2 separate regions of the Homo sapiens genome follow, and region 2 is linked to region 1. The links are chromatin contacts, found by Hi-C or POLR2A ChIA-PET in ENCODE. All regions are on one chromosome and are shown on one strand. Each heading gives the region's core, a stretch centred on a gene start or an enhancer-like site at or near the end of the contact. The rest is flanking DNA. Distances are from core to core; before and after follow the strand shown. Region 1 has its middle 100 kb from the start of NFIA-AS2. Region 2 overlaps LOC105378764 (a long non-coding RNA gene).

Region 1 (5,110 bases), core at 1,002-3,501:
CTATTTTTTACATGTGTACTTTAAAAAGTAGGCATTTGTACCACAAGGCACAGCATATTCTTTTTGCCCAAGTGTTTTCCTGGTATGCAAAGTTTGAGTTGTACAAGTTTGAGTAAGTGACAGACAGTTCTTGATTTTAAAACTGTATGTCAAATTTTTGAAAGAGAATGCTCCCAAAATAAGTGCTTCAGGACCTAGCATGGGGTGAGGGGGCTGTAGGATAATTTAGTTGCCTTCATTTCACAGTCACTATGAGTTTTTAAATTGGAGGGCAGAAGCAAGACAAGTGCATTTTGTAATTCACATAAAAATAGTTCCATAACACATTGTTATCATTATGAAGAGGAGAATGTTCATTCTGCCTTCATTTCATGCCATATGGGTAGAATGGAGATAATTCTGCTGGACAGAATTATATTTTGAAGCAAATACATGCTTCTAGGGTGCCTCCATTTCATTTGGAGCTGAGGAAAATTTCATGAGGGTTTTCTTTAGTTTTCTATGGGAGAGTTTCTGCTAGCGATGTCACAACACAGCTAGATTAAGTTGATATGTAATATCTATTTCTTGATTTGCATGATTAAAGCATTAGAGAAGTGGCTCAGATATCAAAAGGTTTCTCATAAGTGGCAGCGCCAAAGGTAATTACTGTTAAAATGTACATGCTTGAACCCTGGTTGCTTGTTAACTTCTAAGTTGTTTACAACTCTGTGGGTTTGAATAAACTTTTTTATTTGACTTTTCAATATCAAGACCCCTTTCTTGCTTCATTTTGATATAAAACATGTATTTATCATTCTTATATCCATGTCCCTCAAGGCAACCTTAGCTTCAACCAAAAAAAGTAATGGAGGACAGAGATGGCCCTTCTCCATATTACATATTTTAAAATAACTGTTTCTTAAACAAAAGTAGTCTTTTAAAGACAAAGTTAAAATTTATACCTAAAAAAATTAAAAATTAATCGAGTCAACCGATTATTTCCAGTTAGTTATCAAAAAGTGTAGCTAAAGCCCTACTGTAAGCCTGAGTGAGTTATGAGAGGGGGTGGGGATAGAGAGGAAAAGAGGGGAGAGAGGGAAGGAGAAGAGAGGTTGTTATTCTCAGTCTTTTATTAACCAGTTTCTTTCATCCTAGTGTGTCTTTATTATTTAGAAAAATAAAAATGATCCAGAGCTCTACTCATTCTCACCTAAAATTCTGGAGTAGGTAATGACTGTCTACAACCTGGTACAACATATGCCCCCAAACTAAAACAAACAAACTCATTTGCCATACAAATTGTTTACGATTCATTAAAAAGCAAAATTGCATATCCCGTCGCTGGCAGCTGAGGCCGCGTCTCCACGGGCGGAGGGGGCATTCACTGAGTTGCCTTTGTATGCTGGGAGGACCAAGCCGGAGGTTCCCACTATGAGCCCGGAGTCTGTGCAGCCAGATGACGCATGAGGTAATTTTAAAGCTTTATTTGCCTTTAGTGTGAAACTCCGATCTTGTACTGTCCTTTGATTAAATAACTATATCAGCCAGAGGGAAGTTTAAATTTTTCTTTCAGCTGGGGAAATTGTTTGGGATAGCGAGGTGGGTGAATGGAGGGAGAGGGAGAGCATGTTATTCAAGGAAAGAGATCTAAGAGAAAATGTGAAATTTGTATTATTTTAATTAGTTCCCTCCTCCTTCATCAAAGTCCTCAATTTCCCATCAATAATGGGAAATTTACATTAGAATTATTGGTAACTGACAGATCTGAAATGCCATGGTATGTGGTCACCTTTGAGGGAAAGAAACAAATTGATTTATTCCCTATGATAACTTGTATAACTTCTTTAGAGAGCGCTCTGATTTCTCACTCCTTTTCAAAGCAAAGATCTAGAAGCACTGAAGTTGAGAGAAACTTCCCTGTAGTGTGCAGCCTAAACAGCAGCATGTGAGCTTTCAACATTGTTTATTTTTAGGCAACTGCATTGCTAAATGTTTCCACCACTTTTATATGTTATATTCCCGGCGGTAAAACATCTGTAAAATAATTTTAAATGAAAAGCAACTTCCAAGTAAACTTTACAAAAAAGAAATTACAGTTTTCCAAGTTAAAAAAAGAGAAGCATTTGGTGATCTTTGCAAGAAAAAAAAAAGAGAGAGATGACACAATTTGCCATAAAAAGTAACAGTCTATAAAATCTATGAGCTGTTGAAATACAAGGAAGTAAAATGTTTCACCCAGAATATGACATCAGCGTGCAGTTTTTTCAAAAAAAGCTTACAACTTAGAAAATCATTGCTAAACCAATCAGTATATTCATTTCTAATGTTTAACAAGCTGTATAAAGTGAAGCAATAGGTAACATCATAGCATACACAAGTAAACCTTGTTCTTGCTGGCAAGAACTCTAATGGGAAAATAAGTGCCCTGAACAAAAGTTCAGGGTCAAAGTGGATAGTCTACTGTTAGTCTAATTAGCCAAAAGCTGCATGCAACATTGTCCTGAAATTACTGGTAAAGTTTCTAATGTCTAGTTAAGAAATTACAAGTTAAAACACACATGTACACACATACCCACAACCACTTTAACTCAACAGTCCTTAGGATGGACATACTGCATCCCAAGAAGCAGCCGGATAGAATCCTGCGGTAGCTCACTTTTAACAGTCTCTCAGTCCTCCGAATTCCTAAAACTTGCCAAAATGATACCACCATTGGTCCAGGAAGGGGAAAAGAGAACTCTTTCTGCAGATCATACAGTGAAACCGACCATGCCCTGTTTTGTAATTCCATTCGCCAGTCTCCCCCTTCAACATCTCTCTCTCTCTCTCTCTCTCTCTGTTTTTTTCTTAAACTGATATCTATGTGAAATGAGCTGAAGTTCACGGTCCAGTTAGGAACGGATAATACATTCATTGTCCTGGCAGCAAACTTTTTTTTCACTCCCTGGAAGAATTCACGCTTGCCGCAAGAATAATAATTACGGAAAACTAGAAATGCACTGCTAACAAATTAATCCTTAACGGACACCACCCTAACGAGGGCAGTAATGATTTGAGGACTCTCTTCCTCACGGGACTTGCATCTCCTGTGACAATGAGCTATTGTGCATCCTCACAACTCACTCTACCTCTTATAGATCCAAAATGTCAAAGGTTGTCTGTCCTGGTTGACCATGACATGTGAGTTAACTCATTCTGCTGCTGCATGGCAGAACTTTATTCAAACTTTATTTATATCCAGAGTAACTAAAAGATAGAGTGTGTGGGTCTTTTCCACTCAGAGCTAGAGTGCCTAAGAGACAGAAAACCTGCTCTGACATAAACGGAGAAAAGTTAGATGAGAGCTGTGGGACCCTGATGGAAAATAGGGAGTGGGGACCCAGAGTTCTCTCACAGGTGACTTTAGGCAATCCAGTTAATTGGCCAGGACTAGAATTCACTCAGAGGTTGCTTCTCCCTAGTGCCCAACACGCGTCCTCAGAAAATGCCACAGCCAGAGAAAACCATACACCCCATAGTCCCTGAAAACAAAAGTAAGGGGGATGTGAAACTGGAGAGAGGGGGCAAAACCTGAGGGCTGGGACGAATGTTTCACTTTTTCCCCCAATACTGACTTGGCTAAAATATCCACCTCCACCTTACAACTGATACTCTTTAAAAAAGAATTAAAAAAAAATAGAAAACCCCAAATACTGTCCCATGGAAAATGAGGGCAAGCATTCCTGGGAACTCAAGTCGCAGAGTGGCAGAGAGAGGATGGCAAGAGGCAGCAGTGTGAGGCTGCCTCACTGAATAGTGTGAAAAAAATCAAATGTGAGTTTGATGAATGTGAGGTCTGGGACATTTTGTCAAAGAGGGAGGGAAAGTAGAAAAGGAAAAAAAAAAAAAAAAAAAAAGCAGCCCCGGCTGCCAACTCACCATCCACCAAGTTCTGGCCGAGATGTCGTAGCAGAGCTGCCATTTGATGGAGCCGTCGGAAGCTTTCCCTGCCATTACGCTGTCAGCAAGCTTCATCTGATGCTAACTCACGGGAGATAAGACACCTAATTGAGAAAACATTTGCAGTGGCATGTGGGGCAACATGTAGTCCGGTCCATACCATATGGAATCATGGGTAAAAAAAAAAATCTCCTTGACAATGAACCAATCTCTCACAGACCCAGTGGCAAGGTGAAGTGGAGATGAAAAGTCTTCTGCTCCTAGCACTGTCTTCTCCTCTCTCCTTTTTAAAAAAACAAGAGCCCACTGCTACACATCAAAGGGAGGTAGTTAAAATTAGGGCTTCATCACTCAGATGATTTTGGTCTGCGGGGTTTTTCCTTTCCTTCCAATAACCAATCCCCCCCTCTTTTTTTTTTTTTTTTTTTTAAGGAGAATAAAGAGATTTAATAGGACAAAGGCAGGTAGTGGACTGCGGAGGGAGATCGCCACAGGCTATTAGCCTAAAATTTCTGCTTGACAGATGGAACTGCTTAGAGACTATCATGCAATGTTTTGGGCTTTTTCCCCCCTATTCACCCCCCCTTCTTTGACTTTAAGTCTGATTCAGTATCTGTTTTTCACAGCCACTTTTCTCAAGAACGTGAGCCGTGCATTTACAAAAATGTTTAGTTCAGTTTTGCTGTCTTACACATCTCTGTTGGAAAAGTCTCAAACTAAATCTGGGAACAACTGAACAGGTTTTCCAAGGAGTTAAAAAAAAAATTTCCAGGAAAAAATATTTCTCTTTCCTTACTTTATTTTTTGAAAATTAACTCATTAGTTAATTTAGTCATGAAGGAAGATAAACAAGAGATGGCAGCATTCAAGTCTCTTGATTTTTGGTTTGGCTGGCATTGTGTTTAGATGTATGATTTATGTGAGTAAATAAATACATTACTGATATTTTACAAGTTCTAACCTATGCTGGGCTAGGCACCACCGATGTTTTTTGGTGTCTTTTTAAATACATTAATTTTGGACTTTTCCATTCTTTGTAAACAAAGCAATCAGTCATTATCAATTCGGTTTAGCACAATTCAGGCTAAACTTGACATGAGCTCTTCCTTAATCAGAGAAAGTCACTTCTGATTTCCTTACTATAACCTAGCCATCTTCTTCACAGGGGTTTTTAACCACACATCCTCTC
Region 2 (5,530 bases), core at 1,143-3,642, 37 kb before region 1:
TGGCTAGTCTTACTTTACAAAAGGAAATCCTGAGGCGTGGAGAGCCAAACCAAGTCAAGGAAGGGGCAGACTGCATTCTCCTTTGACCTCCAGACTTGTTAGTTCCTTGACTTTTGGATAATTTTGTTCCTTCACCCGAGTACACTAGGAATAGCTCATTAAACTACCCTTATTTAAACAGATCACGATTACAGTCTCTGCTACCTCCATTAGCACTCTGAGCTCATCTCTCACTGTTCTTCCCCACTCACTCTGTTTTCAGCACATCAGCCTCCCTGATGTTCCTTGAGTAGATCAGGTGTGCTTCACCTTTGCAATTTGCTTTTGCATTTGACCTTTGCACTTTGCCTTTGCACTTCACCTTGGCACTTGCTGTTCTTTTTCTTCCTCTGGGTACCCTCATGGCTCCTCACTTACCTCCCTCAGCATCTTATTCAAATGCCAACTTTTCAGACTCAAACTCATCTGACCACCCCATTCAAAACTGAGAACCTTCCCTTACCTGGAACTCCTTATACCTTTTCTGTATTGCTGTATTTGTAGCATGCAGAACCAGAACAATGTCCAATACAGAGAAGTTACCCAATAAATATATTGAATGAATTAATACATTTAAGTAGCCTCTGCTTTAACTGGATTTCCTGCAGCCACTAAAAATTCTGAAATGCCTGTGCCCAGGTGGGGCTTCCTGTTCAAATACCTCTCATTTTTATTAAGCTCCTTCCTGGTCACCAGTCTGAGGTCAAACTTGCTGCCTAACAGGGGCAAAGAAGGAACACTGGCTTCAGTAAGCACAGTGAAAATACCAGGAATGGCTACATACTTGGAATCAATCCCATATTCTACCTTTAACACCCTTCTTAAATCCCCTTTCATTTCAAATTAAGGATGACAAATAAGAACCAACAACTCAGAGTTGCCTGGTTTTCAATGTTGAATTAAAACTTAAGTCAGCCTTCATTTTTATCAATCTTTATTTTAGGGTCAAGAAGATGGGTTCTGGGGGTGGAGCATTTGGTTTGAGATCCTTGTTCCATGCCATAGTAGCTAGGTGACCTTGGGTAAGTTACTGCCTCTCTCAGTGCTCCGGTTTCCTCATCAGTAAAGAGAATATGATTATAGCAACTTCATGGGGTTGTGGTGAGAATTAGCTGGGGAAATACGTATAATGCACTTAGAACAGTATAGAGGAAGTGTTAGAAATTTCCCTTATCATATGGCGGGAATACTGCTATCTTTCATTGACCTTAAGTGGAAGAAATGCACCCCAGTTACCTATGTCAGCTCCAGACTCCTGCTCTGTGGGTGGGGGTGAGGGTTAGTGATTCTTTGGGTCTTATATCAGTGTGGCTTAATGGGACAAGGAGTGCCCAGTGATGCTGGTTACTTAAAAACACCACCCTCTAGCCAGCCTGGCTGGGCCCTGGTGATTACTCCTGCCCACTGGCATCCTCTGGTAGCCACTGCCTGTGCCTGTTGGCTGGAGAAAAGACCACATTCGGCACTCTTGCCAAGTCATGAGTGAGAGGCAGGCTGGTGCCTTGCCCAGCCCCATGACACAGGAGCCTGTTGCCCCAACTGAGATAATTTTCTTGTCACTAGGCCTGAAATCCTCACTAGAAGTCATCTTCAAACTGGTGTTCTGAAACAGGGCCAAGTCCCCAGGCCTGAGTTTGCAGGCTGGGAGCTGGTCTTCCCTAAAATGCACCTTTCTAAGAGAAGGAAAAAACTTAATACAGCTTGCCAGGGGGAATTAAGTGTCAGTGTCTGTTTTTTTGAATGGCTATTTGCATGTAGACAGGAAGCTTCACAGTCTTTTGCAAAAGCAGCGGGGAAAAATGAAAAAAGAAATCCCTCACCTCCCCAGGGAGACATTTGAGGAATAGTCAAGCCTGAGGGAAGTTTGGATGCCAAGAAAGCCGTGTTCTGCACTAGTCAGAATGTGGACATGGTGGGCGAGATTTGGGCAGCTGCACAGCTACTGGGCAGTTTTCTATTCAAACCCACTCTGGCAGAGGGGAAATGCTCTTTCTTTCATTCTTTCATCACTTGTTTTTTCTTTTTTTTTTTTAAAGGAAAGTTAAAAAAAAATATTACAAAAGATCCAGAGACACACTGATGTCACTGAGAGGGGAGACCCAGGTCATCATCAAAAGTTGGTTTTAGGGGACCCCCCCCTCCACCCCACAAAAAAAGCTGAGCTCTAAAAGGCAGCCTAGACAATGGATCAGATGCCAAACCATGTGAAGTGCCCAAAGGCAACTCCAAAACACCCGGCCCACCAGTGGGTGGAGGCTGCCAAGGAGACAGATGCTGTAGCTTTAAAAATATCTTCCGCTGCTTGGCATCTGCAATTGCAGGCTGCTGTCTCCAAGAAGGAGCGGGCGAGGGCTGGGACAGCTGGCCAGGCCGCAGCAACCGGCGTATATGTAACGAGAGCGCCTCTAACCACGGGGCTGCCCATTTGGCCTTGTTAAATCACCCTCAGCATATGGTGAGAGACATCTGCCCAGGATCTGGACCTCACAGCCTGGAAGAGGAGGGCCCAAAACAAGCATTCTGAGGCCTGGGAGGGCTAGAGGCAGCTGGGAAGGCATTCCCAGGGCCGAGGGCCTCCTTTGACAGAGACCTGGTTCTGAGAAAGAAGGGACTGACTCAAGGTCATGCAACAGTGTGCTGTCAGTGTGCTGGGGAACAAGTCATTGAGATTCCTTCAGCCTCTGTTTACTTATCTGTGAAATGGGGTAAAGTATATACCTCATGGGCTTGATGCGAGGGTTAGATAAAATAATTTAAGCGAATGCACCTTGCTTAATACATTTCAGTTGACTATGATTCGCAGTCTTCCAATTATAAACGTTGAAAGCAGCCACTGACATGTTACGTTTTCAAGAGGCTTTGGGAAAGATCCAAAACTCTCCCCAATCCGTCTCTACCTGCTTACTGCTGGATGAAATTCACTTACCCAGGAATTGCACCCATTTTTGGCTGCTATTAAAATGCAGCCTTACTTCCGAGGGCAAAACTTTGAACTGTGAAGAGTTTGCCCTCAAGGCAGGTTTTTGAGGGCTAGCAGGGAGTCCTAAAAAAAAAAAGGCAAACTAGGATGGGAGCCAACACCTTCATTAGAAAACAGCTCTTTGCCTCTTAGAGCCATTTAACTTTCCTCTACCTTAAATCTCGACTCCAAATAGCAAAACTATGGTTTTATTTATTTACTTATTTTTTGGCTTCCAGATAACATTCTATTGGATTATTTTTATACCACTACCCTCTCATTTTAAAAAGCCACTAGTAAGTAAATTCTTAAGTAGGGCAATGACCCAGCCTCGAAGGTAGTGGGGATATATACTCCCAAAGTGGTATTAAATAAGAAGAAATTCATACAGATATCCTGGTGGACATTGGCCATGCATATCTATGGTAGCTAGAGACACACCACTTTTTTCTCTTTATATAAGAGTACTTCATAAATATCTCTGAAGACTATGACCAATCCTTGGAAGTATCCAATATCTTTCCAAGATCAAATCTGAGACTTTTCATTACAGTGACATTACTATTCTTTCCTCATATTTGTGGTTGCATTGCCAGCCTTTATTCTCACCTGTTTCCAATCCCAACAACCTCTAATTGCCTTTTAGAGCTTATGGGTTCCAGGTTCCACTCCAGGTGTGGACACATGACTGTGTTAATTCAAGCATTGTCTCCTACCCTCTGGCCACAGTTTCGGTTTGAGAATGGGTCATAGGATGGACATGGATTCAAACAGACTGACTTTGTTTTTTTATTTTTATTTTTATTTTTTTCTGGGAATGCTGAGACTGTTTCTTGTTAGATATAAACGGGGAAGAGACTAGGGAGATTCTTGCCTTAAAACTCCAAGGAAGGCAGAATGGAGAATCTGGGTGACTGAGTTGCTAGATCAAGCCATGACTGAAGGCCATGCTATATTTGGACTTTTCAGTGACAGGAACCAATATAGTCTTTTATATTTTAAGCCTGTTTGTGTATCCTGTTTTCCATATTGAGCAACTGAAAATATCCAGATATGCTCAGGGAAGCCCAAGGAAGTTGTGCTTACAGATATTTGGTCTTGGCTTAGTTTTAGATTGTCAGTTGAGACTTAAAAGTCTTTTTTGGTTTGGTACATATGTTACATGACACCATTAGAGCTTGGGGCTGAGCATGCTTGACCTCTTGTAGCATGAAAAAGATACCACCCCTAGATTAGGAATGAGGATAAATGGGGGCAAGTCCTCATTTACCACCAAAGAATACCATTTTTGTCCTCCAGTTCCCCACTTGAATTGACAAGTGGGACATATTAAATTAAGGTTTACTAAACTTCAGCCATTTATCTATTACCCTCATATTTTTTTTCTGTATTCACCTGTGCTATTAGTTGCTTTAAATTAATTCACTTCAGCATGCTTATACATTGTTGGTGGAAATGTAAATTAGTTTAGCCACTGTGGAAAGCAGCTTGGAAATTTCTCAAAGAACTTAAAACGGAGCTAACATTCCATCCGGTAATTCCATTACTGGATGTACATACAAAAGGAAATAGATCATTATACCAAAAAGGACACATGCACTTTGTATGTTCATCGCTGTGTTGTTCATAATAGCAAAGACATGGAATCAACCTAGGTGCCCATCAATGGTGGATTGGATAAAGAAAACGTGGCACATATACACCATGGAATACAATGCATTCATAAAAAAGAATGAAGTCATATTCTTTGCAGCAACATGGATGGAGCTGGGGGCCATAATCCTAAGTGAATTAATGTAGAAACAGAAACCAAAATACTGTATGTTTTCACTTATAAGTGGGAGCTAAACATGGAGCACACACGAACATAAACACGGAAACAATAGACCCTAGAGGGGAGAGGGAGGGATGGGGACAAAGGTCAAAACACTACCTATTGGGTACTGGGTTCATTATCTGAGGCAATATACCCATGTAACAAACCTGTACGTGTACCCCCTGTATCTAAAAATAAAAGTTCCAAAAAATTAACTCACCTTTCTTAATTTTATAAGTCATTTAATAGTAAAAGAAAATGTATATCATGATAGCAAATGTGAAAGTCAATATTTAATGCACATTTAAAAAATATACCATTATTAACAAAAAAGAATGTATACCACCTAAAATTACCTTGCATATGATCCATTGGGGAAGTCTAGGAGTCGGCCATTGGTTTTCAAGCTGTGTTTTTATGGAACTAAATTGTTTTGTTGTGGCAGTGTTAGATGCAAATTTCATTTCGTAACATATTTTAACTACAGTCATCCATTGCTTAACGACAGGGATACGTTCTGAGAAAGGCGTCCTTAGGCACCTTTGTTGTGCCAACATCATAGAGTGTATTTACACAAACCTAGATGGTATAGCCTACTACACACCTAGGCCATATGACATAGCCTATTGTTCCTAGGCTACAGATCTGTACGGCATATTACTCTACAGAATTCTGTAGTCAGTTGTTACACAATGGTAAGTATTCATGTATCTGAG

The links. A loop is a pair of places that touch in the nucleus more often than their neighbours do. ChIA-PET counts read pairs that join two places held with the same protein, here RNA polymerase II (POLR2A). Pooled maps may share reads with other maps.
Region 2: a map of psoas muscle shows a loop between it and region 1 (2.5-fold over the local background). The contact joins two enhancer-like sites. A Hi-C loop is called at or near these places in 2 of 168 maps with a recorded cell type or tissue (heart left ventricle and psoas muscle) and 1 of 50 pooled maps. POLR2A ChIA-PET finds 5 or more read pairs at or near these places in 5 of 52 experiments (CD4-positive, alpha-beta T cell, Caco-2, Panc1 and 2 more).

The regions. Positions count from the first base shown.
Region 1 is chr1:60,864,257-60,869,366 of GRCh38, reverse strand. No RefSeq gene overlaps it. Among named protein-coding and RNA genes, the nearest start is that of NFIA-AS2, 100 kb to the left of the region's middle. Within about 2 kb of position 2,251, at least 2 of the 41 ENCODE cell types and tissues checked have a DNase peak (open chromatin) inside an H3K27ac peak, as active enhancers do.
Region 2 is chr1:60,900,638-60,906,167 of GRCh38, reverse strand. All of the region lies in intron 2 of LOC105378764 (a long non-coding RNA gene), which reads left to right. Among named protein-coding and RNA genes, the nearest start is that of NFIA-AS2, 67 kb to the left of the region's middle. RefSeq lists an enhancer at 2,400-2,933. Within about 2 kb of position 2,392, at least 11 of the 41 ENCODE cell types and tissues checked have a DNase peak (open chromatin) inside an H3K27ac peak, as active enhancers do.